4 separate regions of the Mus musculus genome follow, and regions 1, 2 and 3 are each linked to region 4. A link is a loop called in an ENCODE intact Hi-C map of the cell type or tissue named here. Cell type or tissue: heart. All regions are shown on one strand.

Region 1 (2,500 bases), 87 kb after region 4:
AGCTGGCGTCAGTGACTTAATCCTGTGTAAACTCTGTTGAAGAGTTCCCTCCTTCCTTCACCATGTGATGCTTTCTGTGACGTTCAACGCATACATAGTAAAACACTTTGTTAGGAACAGGAGCTCTCAGATTGGCACACATTCACACAGTCCCAGACAGACACATTCACACAGTCCCAGACAGACACATTCACACAGATGGACAGACACCAGGACAGCCTCACAAGACAGCCTTCAGGCAGGCACGGATTCAAACTCAATCAACACACAGACAAGAGGAATGAAGATACAGGGGGCCTGAAGTGCAGAAATAAAATCTAGATGATAACAATCCAAAGTGTTTTGATTTCGTTCCCTAATGCTGCACCAACACATTATTGGTAACTCAGAGGTTATTATTAGTGTGTTCAAGCTGGGTGGATTTGATGCCCCCTGTCACGTGGAAATTATCTAATGTGTCTAATCCATGCAATGAAACATTCAGAATGTAACAGTTATCTCAGCCACTTAGAGTCAGAAATCGCTTGCTGTTAATGCCACAGAGGCTTCTCCTATAAGATTTTAAGCAGTCGCTACACTGAGCGAGCTATGACCTGGGTCTGACACTCTCTGCACATCTTTTCCTTCACTACAATGCTGATGGGCAGCTATTATTTCTTGGTTTGATTGACTGACTGATTAACTCATCCATTTGGTGCCTCTCTTGTATTATTAATTATGCTAAACTCCTTAGCTAGATATTAAACTCCCAGAAGATACATATAACTGTATTAATAACAATAGCAAATACTGTATATTTCCTAATGCTTGTTTTCTACTATGTATTTCCTACAACAGTCACTCAGTGTTTTCCTTTATAAGAAAGTGTAGAGCTACACATGACAAACTCAGAATGAACACGAGTCAGCATGTGCTGCTCTTCCTAAGCATCTGATGCTGCTTTGTATGATCTAAGGCAAGTCGCTTGTTCCTTCCTCCATACTATGGGGATGTTGGGGTACCTACCTCAGTGGATGGCTGTGAAGGTGACAGCGGATATCTATAAAATACTTAAAGTGGTGGCCAGCACGCAAAAGATGCTCATTATCATCAGCTGTTCCCATCCCATTATTGCTGCCTTATTGGAATGGTCTCCATCCTGAGAAAATCTTTATCCCCACTGTTAGCATCAAAGGTCCCACAGCCTTGGCAGAAGTCCACTTTGAGTCAAAATGGCTGGATGAGGACAGGTCAGGCAGACCTTGTTCCGGTCATTCTCCACTGCTCTACTTAAAAGTTCCATCTTATATCCTGTAACAACATTTCAGGAAAGTTGTAGTCTTTAAACAGGATGTAGTGAAGAAATCACGCCCATTTTTTTGCACAGACTTCCAGGAAGACCTCAGAAAGGCTAAGGCAGCACCATGCTCAATGAAGCGTTGACCTCTAGCGCCCCCTGCTGTCTCTTTGTGGAAAATACCATTGAACGAGAGAACATGTTTGATTCTGGAGGTCCAAGTAAAAATTCCATGCAAATATACTAAAACTGACATTAGATTTATATCATTTGACCTGTTCTCTCCAGTTTGTCTTTTATCTCTTTGTTTTGTTTTTCCTTTGCAAATTTTGCTTTTTTTTTTCTTTATTGGGCATTTTTCGTGTCTTTTTGTTTCCCTTGATTTTCAGATGTTTGTTTTGGTTACTTAAAATTTTGTCCTACCCTTGTCTCTTTTTCAGTTTGGTAAAACCCAACGAGGAGTATGGTGTGACAAATGACAGTGTCCTGAGACAAGTGGCCCCCCAGCAAATTTAGAGCAGGCCCTTGAGGCGAGGTGTTGTGCTTGATTTGCCAGAGGGCTTTGGACTACCAGGGTTCATGTCCTCTGTGTCTATTAAATTCAACATAAAGTGCTCAGGAACCCAGAACCAAGCTGTCCTTGGCTGGAGATGGCACCTTAGAATGCTCGGAGGGGTGGTTGAGTGGCTTTGTGGGTGGAGGAGAACCACCTGGATCAGCTATATGTCAGGAACACATGACAGTAAGCAGCCCCCAATACTGACCCACCAGGAATCCGCATGAAAAGTCTAGGCTACCCGCCTTCCGGGACTGAGGCTAGAGAGTGGAGGTCCAACATGCGATCAGCAGCAGGAACCGAGAGGACCAGAGGCATCTCAGAGCTGCAGGATTACCTGATTGGATTTGGCACGATTCTGGAGCCGTCTGGTTGAAAGGGCGGATGGACAGACCTGGAGGGTCAAGAGGGCTGTTCCTCAAAGCCGTCTAGGCCACTCTAACCCTCCCTCCAGTAGCTCCTCCTACCTTTCAGCTGGGTATTTGGTCCTTCTCAATCCCCAGGCTCTGAGCGACTTCTGGGGTTCCCAGGCAAAGAAAGGGAGCAGAGGGAGCCGGTTTCTGTAAGAGGGTTTCCGGATTAGCCTCCAGCGCGCCCCGCTGTGGCTGGGCTCCTTCCTTGCCCTCTGGAAAGAAATGAGCTGAACTGGTCAGCGAGAGAGCTGGGGA
Region 2 (2,500 bases), 80 kb before region 4:
GACTGACTCTTCCACACTGGGTGGAACACTAAAGCCCACCCCCCACAGTGACACAGTTCCTCCAACAAGGCCACACCTCCTAACAGTACCACCGCCTATGGGGGCAAGCATATTCAAAGCACCACACACACCAAACTAACTATCTATCTATCTATCTATCTATCTATCTATCTATCTATCTATCTATCTAAAGTTTAAACTTGGGCAAGTTGAGTGACAGTACCCAGAGTATCCTGAGAGCCCCTCCCCAACCCAGGATTCTGTATTTTCTAATCTTAAACTATTGCTGCCTCCCTTAGACGATGAAAATTCCAAGATGCTAAGGGCTGCTCCTGTCAATCTTTCACAGATAACTATGGTCAGTAGCACATGGAAACACTTCTCAGTCTTTTTCCAATAGCTTTGGGTTTTTGCTGAGATAGAGATGTTCTCTTTAATTTTTTTTTCATCCCCTTAGAAGCAGCAGCACTCATGCCCTCTGTCAGCATTCTATTGCTCTGAAGAAACACCATGCCAGTGGCAACACTTATAAAGAAAAGCATTTAACTGGGGCTTACTTACAATTTCAGAGGTTTAGTCCAGTGCTGTCATGGTGGGGAGAATAGCTGCACACAGGCAGACAAGGTGCTGGAGAAGGAGCTGAAGTGTTCTACCTCTGAATCCACGGCAGCAGGAAGAGAATGAGTGAGCCACTGGGCTTGGTTTGGGCTTCTGAAACCTCAAAGCCCAGCCAGCCTAAGTGATACTTTCTTGAACTAGGCCACACCTCCTAATCCCTCTCAGGCATGGCTATTGCCTAATGACCAAGCATTCAGATATATGAGCCTTTGGGGACCTTCTGAAGCCACCACACCCTGGGACCTCAGTCCTGACCACATATTTCGTATCTTTCCCACCAGATACCATATAGATAGACCTTTCTATTTGCTCACTGTAGTGTCAAGGAGAAAGTGGTCGTATGTAAAGTTGGCTTCCTTCCCATGCCTCATCTTGCACCTTCCAAACTGATCCAAGACTGAGAAGACCTGCTAAGCCCTGACAAGGTATGAAAGGCATCTCGTAGACCAAGGCTGAAGGGCATTTCTGTGGAAACATCATCCTCACTTTTCACTCCAAAGTCAGAGTGGATCTCACTCTTCTCTGAGACCCTGGAGGAGCATGCAGCCATGAGGTGCCATCAAGTACTGTAGGATACTGTCACAACTGGCATGCATCTTGAAGCCTGGGCTCAGGTGGCAAATGATAGCTAAGTGATACCTGTACTGAGAGCAATACTAAGAGATGACTGCTCTTTCAAATAAGTCACCGGAGAACGGAATCAGAATGAGCACTGCCAATCGTCTGCAGGGTCAGCAGCATACGGGTAGCTAGCCACAGCTATCAGACTTAACTGAAGGAAGTGTCCAAGACTGATAAGGAAGGGTCATTGTTTCAGGGCAGGAAAAAAACAAAAAGCTGCCTTTTGGGTAAAGACAGGCTTGGTGGTGGTGAGCCTCTGGCCAAGAGCCACTATTCCATCCAGGATGTGTACCCCAAATACACCAGTAGGAGGCCTTGGACATACTGTCTAATTTAGGGGTTTCACTTGTGTCAACGGGCTTTCAGTACACTTGGGAATCCCAGCACTTGGGAGGCAGAGACAGGTGAATTTCTGAGTTCGAGGCCAGCTTGGTCTACAGAGTGAGGTCCAGGACAGCCAGGGCTGCACAGAGAAACCCTGTCTCGAAAAACCAAAACAAAAACCAAAACCAAAACAAACAAACGAACAACAACAACAACAAAAAAACAGGTAAAGACGATTTCTCTCTTGTTTCCAAGGACCCCTGGGTATGTGGCTTTTTAATCCTTTTGGAACACAAGCACACGCATGTCCATTAAGATCAGTTTAGCCAGGTATGGCTGTGCACATCTACTATCCTGGCACCTGGTAGGAAGACTGTCCAAGTCCAAGGACAATCTACTCTGGAACACAGTTGAGGCCAGCCAGGACTATATATTTTAAGATCCTCATCTCAAAAGCAAATACAGAACAACTGATTTAAAGGTGGGCATGCTGGTACACACCTGCAATCCATGCTCTCAGGTGGCCTAAGGCTGAATTGCCATTTGAGGCAAGCCTGGACTAAAAAGCCAGTTAACAGGTCAGCCAGAGCTATGTAAAACAAAACAAAACAAAACAAAACAAAACAAAACAAAACAAAACAAACCTGTCTCAAAAATTATATATAGGTTTGTTTGCACCATGATTGTAATACCATCACCAGTCACCATATCTGGAGGTGAGGGGAACCCCCACAGGGCAGATGAGAAATGGGCTGAGCTAACGGCTGGATATCATGTGGCATGCTGTGCAGAGCAGGACAGAAAGCCATCTGCACCAAGGCTTGATGCTGCCAGCTCCACTCTCTCTCTCTCTGGGTGATTTTTACCCCCCCTGGAGGTTTCCTTTGGCTAACTGCCACCTGTAACTGCACACATCTCCTGAGCACCCCCCAAGCAT
Region 3 (2,500 bases), 60 kb before region 4:
CAGAATGGATCAGAGCTGTGGTTTCCTCCAAGGAAGAGGGTGGCCATCCTAATGGGTCAGCAGCTTCTGACCTCAGAATCCAAACCGGTCACTTACGTCTAAGATGTCACTTACGTCTAAGATGTACTCCTGGACCACAGCATGGAAGATGATGGTGATGACGACGTAGAACAAGATGGTGACCAGGTCCTTTGGGCCATAGTGGTAGTGCACTGTCTCACTGTCTGTGGGGTAAAAAGGATCTGGTCAGCATCCCCCAGGCATGAGATGCTATAAGACCCCACAGGGGAAAAAGATGGAAACCACAGTGTATTCTCAAGTGGTCCTCATCTGCTGCAGCCTCTCGCAGAAGGAAGCTTCCGCCCCGGCATCCTGCCTCACCTCTACACTTGGTCCTTGGGAAGCACCCATGGGGAGGGCCTAAGTTCTTATCACCATGTGTACGTGGTTGTAGATCACATATGTACATATGTCTTTGAGTAAATGACTAATGTCTCTGGGCCTCAGTTTCCTCTTCTAGGTCATAGTTCTGCCCTTTACTTCCCATGGCACTGTGAGGCACTTCTCTATGTAAGGTTTCCTTCTGAACCTCAGGCTGCTACCTCTGAAGTATGGCTAAGAGCTTCTGTGTCACAGAAAATACATGAAGCCATGTTAAGTTCCGTGGGATGATCCTGACAACCTGACTTGAGTTTAAAACCACCATGGAAGCACACTTCTGGGTCTGTCTAGAAAGGTGTTTCCAGAAGTGTTTAACAGAATAGGAAGACCCTCCCTAAAGAGAGAAGGCTGAGCACTTCCCTACTGCAGATACAATGAAAGCAACCGCTTCAGGCTCCTGTGCCACGCCATCCCCACCATGGTAGGACTTGAGCCCAAGTAGACCCTCTCTTCTTTAACCTGACATTGTCAGGTGTTTGTTTGCTTTTGGCACTGCAATTCGAAAGGTAGCTAATGCAGCAAGAGTATGGCATATCGTGTGTGTGTGTGTGTGTGTGTGTGTGGTATATACTTATATATTTGCTATTACTTGTGCTGCTGAGCTACTGTGAAGATTAAACAGGATGAAGTCTACAACACAACATTTAAAATCACAGTGGGCCTTTAGCAAATGATGGATTATTATATAATAATATTAAGTCAGGCAGAAGAATTGTATTGTTTTTACACGTGTAGATCTCTAACATGTGGCAATCCCCCTGGCTCTGCCTCCTGTCCCCAGCTCTGAGTCCCATTCAACCATACAGGCTGGGGAAGGCCAGCTTAATGCCTTGCTCCAGTGTGCAGGCACCAGAACTGGAGGAAGCTGGTTGGCACACAGTTGCTCGCCTGGGGCTCTGGCTCTGTCACGCCCTCCCCAGAAGACGTGCTGGCTGCCCTTCCAGCTGTGCGGCTGAGCCTGAGTCACACGAATGAGTCATCTCTGCTGGGATGTATTTACCAGAAGGTAGGCCGGGTCAGTTTGTTTCAGGGTGGCCAGAGAAAGAAGCAATGCTGAACTGGGTCACCATGGGAGTTCCTGCTAACTTCGGCCACCCTGGATGGGGAGAACGTGACTGACAGAGGGCAGTGTCTAGATCAGAGACATGAAGTAGAAAATTTCACACTTTTACTTTTCTATCTCCCTCTGCCTCTCTACAAATACCTACTCAGTGAGAGGCACTGAGCTAATGTTAAGTCTCTGCCTTTCGGGGGCCAAATCCAACTGGGGGTTGAAAAATGGAAGTTACATTTCAGACAGGCTCCACTGCCAAAAGGCAGGCAGAGGCTGCAGCAGGCAAGGATGAGCTGTGGCTAAGGTGTAGGGTACAGGCATGCATGCATGTATACATACATACATACATACATACATACACACACACATATACATACATACATACATACAGTTGTATGAGCATTCCAGGCTCAGGGCTCAGGGCAGGTGATCAAGGTTTAGGTAAATGACAGGGCTGTCATGGGTGGCCTATGTGCCACTGAAGTGTGTGCTCTTTATCTTGAGGGATGTGTAGAACCACCCAAGAGCTTGAATTAAACAGCCAAGTGTCAAAACTTGCATTATGAAAAATGTACTCAGCAGCAGTGAACAGGAACAGGCCTATAGGTAAGGACGCTGTCAGAAAGCCACCCTGGGATCCAGCTGAGGAACCTCAGGTCCCAAAAGCCAGGCAGGAGGTGCGACTACCTGCAGGACTAGGTTCTGTTTCCCTGCCTTCCTCACAAAGGAGGGACAAAGGGGACAAAACTAGGGCACAGTTTGGAATCACAGAAGAAGTACACACATACAGGGTTTCATCGTCAAAATCAACACAAGGTAAAATGGGACCCAGACTCAACCAAGTGAGAGCAGTTTAAAATTAATGAAATAAGCCCAGTCTGGTGGTACATGCATGCTGACAGCCCTAGGAAACCGTGTCTGACATTGTTGAGCATCAGGAAATGAATATCACAACAGCTTTTCCACTAGGATAGCTACCATTAAATTAAAAGAAAATTGTTGTTA
Region 4 (2,500 bases):
TTGTGGGGGCATCAGAGCTGCGTTCTAAATGGGAGCCAGACACTGCTGGATTCTTATTTTTGGCTCTGACTCTAACGCTGAGTGGATGGTCATTGGCCAAATCTCTCCTCTAGAAGCCAGGCTTCTGGATGGGTATGACGGCCCCCATAAACCATCCCGATTACAGGGTGAGGCCAGTAAAACATTTCACAGATGTAAAATGCTGCCAATTCCTCCAGATAAATGAAAAAAGACATCAAGAGGCCACGTGGCAGCCTCCCCTCCTAACCCTGGCCTCCAACAAACTCACCGGAGGACCCCAGAGGCCTTGGCACCCCCAACTCACAATCCGGCTCCATTCCCTCTGTTCAAAAGCAAGAAAAGCTACTTGATCATACACTATTCAGAGGAATCCCTTGCAAAGCTCTTTAAACCACACAGACCACAACACTAACCAACTGTGTCTTTAGGTTTGGTTCTCCTCCACAGCAGAGCATCTGAGACAGCAGAGGTAAATCAGGGCAAGGGAGCACAGTGCCTAAAGGATAAAGGCCCGCCCATGAAACAAGGAGGACTGTTCAGTAGCCCTACCCATAGTTTCGATGCCCCCTACCCCGCCCCTCCTTCCTTTAACCATTAGGTACCAATGGATACCAGATACTCAGCACTGCATAAGAAGGTTAAGAGATAGCATCAGTAAAGTTTCCCACCAAAGCAAGCTAACAGCACACAGGCTGGTTAGAAAGCATTTCTGGCCTGTGGGGATTCTAATCCATTCTTATCAGACATCTGGCTTCATCACTTTATCAGGGTGGGAATGAGAGGTACATCAGCTATGCCATGGAATGAGTTCTGGGGCCCCTGCCCACATCGAAGCAGATCAAAAAGGAGTTCATGCCTGCCAGAGTGAAGCTTTCACCATAGCAACTCATGTTATTCCACAAACAGCCAGGACTGGGGCGCTCTGCTGTGACCAGCCTGGATAGCTAGCGCGCCTGGGAAATAAGCCACTGAAGGGCTCAGACAACAACAGAGCCAGCAAGAGAAGCGACACCTATTTAGCTTTCAGGGCTGTTCCCTTGTCATCTCTACTGCCCCAGAGCTGACAGGGGATGGCATCAAGACCCTCGCTACCCACCCTATGTGTTCTAACAAGACAAACATCTGAGAGAAGTATGCCACAGAATCCTTGGGGCAATGGGGGATTAGAGGAATCAGAGACGGTCATTTGGACAGTATAAGGCTAGTGCTGTGGAATTTAGGAGAAAGGTACTCATCTTAAATGACATAGGCACTCATCCCTAAATGACATACAACCAGGGCACTCAATGAGGGGATACAGAGACAGAAAGCAGATGCCCAGACCGGTAAAAGAAGCAACAGTTCTCAGTGTGACTGTGTGGAGCACCAATCAATAAAGCATCCCCATGCTGGGTCTTCATCCTGGACATGGAGTCAAAGCTCCACCAACTATTACCATCTTTCACTTTCCACCAAGTAAGAGAATAATCCCACAGAGTGGGGTTAAACTGGAGTCTTGAGCAAGAGAGACTCAAACTCCAAATGTCTGTCCTGTCGTTCAAGTCACCGAGTGCCACATTCAGGAGGAGTTCACCCATGGGAATGAGGGACCCCTCTGGGGTCCCCTAGCATCCTCAGCAGGCCGTGTCTCAAGCTCCAGGGGTAGAGTCAGGAATTTCAAAAGCTGACAAAGTAACATCCTTAGAAGTGCACTAGAAGTTAGTAAAAATTAGCTGGCATCCACGGGCGTTTCTATATGCTGTGTATGCACTTCTATTAATACAACAGAAGAATCTTTTCACGGTGCATAAAGTTATCTTTGCACCTAGCATCAAGAAACAGAACTGGTTGCCACAGGCCCCTCAGTCCAAGCACGTATGACATATGCAATGGGTTTCCACTGTATATGCTCCAACTCTTTCTTCCTGATGTCATGGGGTCAGGAACAGGGAAGAAAGTAGTTCCTGGAAAAGGGGGCTATCTTCCACACCTGCTTCAGAAACAATGTCCAAAAAGCCCAAACCAGCCCCTATCCTCAAACTCCCCTGGCTCCAGAACACTTCCATCGTCATCATGGTCTCTATAAACACTAAATACAAACCTGCAAATGACCCTCAGAATCTCAGAAACATTTCTCTGCAGCTGCAGAAACGGAAGAAGAAACTAGTTTCTGCCTCAAGATGACATTTTAAAGGTGATACTGAAATTGCTTCCTTTCCTCCAGCCACCCCCTGTTTCTTATTCTCCAGTTGCTAAATGAAAGAGTTTTCCTCTTCCCCTGCCTGTTTCAGTTGGAAACGTGGCACCAGGCACTGGAAAGCCGGCGAAGGGGAAGAGGGAGGAGGGGATGGCTACTTTCAAATCTGACTTATGCACACATCCTAACTGGCCACCCACACCCTGAAGAACCACACTCCACCTAAGAAAGTCCAAACTGTGGAGAAAAAAAACAGAGCCCCTGCACCACCTCCCCCCCCCCCCCAAGCAGGGTTAAGAAGGA

What was found. Hi-C counts contacts between places; a loop is a spot of excess contacts. Peaks named below come from ENCODE experiments on the same cell type or tissue, not always from the same donor. Only the 100,000 strongest peaks of a DNase experiment are listed, where the experiment ranks them.
Region 1: a loop joins it to region 4, with 2.4 times the contacts of the local background. A loop is called at or near these places in 3 of 42 quality-filtered maps.
Region 2: it touches region 4 in a loop (2.2-fold over the local background); 5 of 42 quality-filtered maps call a loop at or near these places.
Region 3: it touches region 4 in a loop (2.9-fold over the local background); 7 of 42 quality-filtered maps call a loop at or near these places.

What each region holds. Positions count from the first base shown.
Region 1 is chr1:21,160,576-21,163,075 of GRCm38, forward strand. No RefSeq gene overlaps it. Among named protein-coding and RNA genes, the nearest start is that of Gm32947, 31 kb to the right of the region's middle. In heart, a CTCF peak has its summit at 1,441 (motif pointing left); no DNase peak of the experiment used is centred here; H3K27me3 peaks cover 487 bases.
Region 2 is chr1:20,993,084-20,995,583 of GRCm38, forward strand. No RefSeq gene overlaps it. Among named protein-coding and RNA genes, the nearest start is that of Gm51618, 35 kb to the left of the region's middle. In heart, a CTCF peak has its summit at 1,542; a DNase peak (open chromatin) is centred at 2,458.
Region 3 is chr1:21,013,288-21,015,787 of GRCm38, forward strand. It overlaps Tram2 (translocating chain-associating membrane protein 2), which reads right to left. Exons shown (of 11, transcript NM_177409.3): 3 at 115-224. Among named protein-coding and RNA genes, the nearest start is that of Gm51618, 55 kb to the left of the region's middle. In heart, no CTCF peak of the experiment used is centred here; a DNase peak (open chromatin) is centred at 1,394.
Region 4 is chr1:21,073,532-21,076,031 of GRCm38, forward strand. The region is part of intron 1 of Tram2 (translocating chain-associating membrane protein 2); the gene reads right to left. Among named protein-coding and RNA genes, the nearest start is that of Tram2, 4.4 kb to the right of the region's middle. In heart, a CTCF peak has its summit at 951; no DNase peak of the experiment used is centred here; H3K4me3 peaks cover 510 bases; H3K27ac peaks cover 2,438 bases.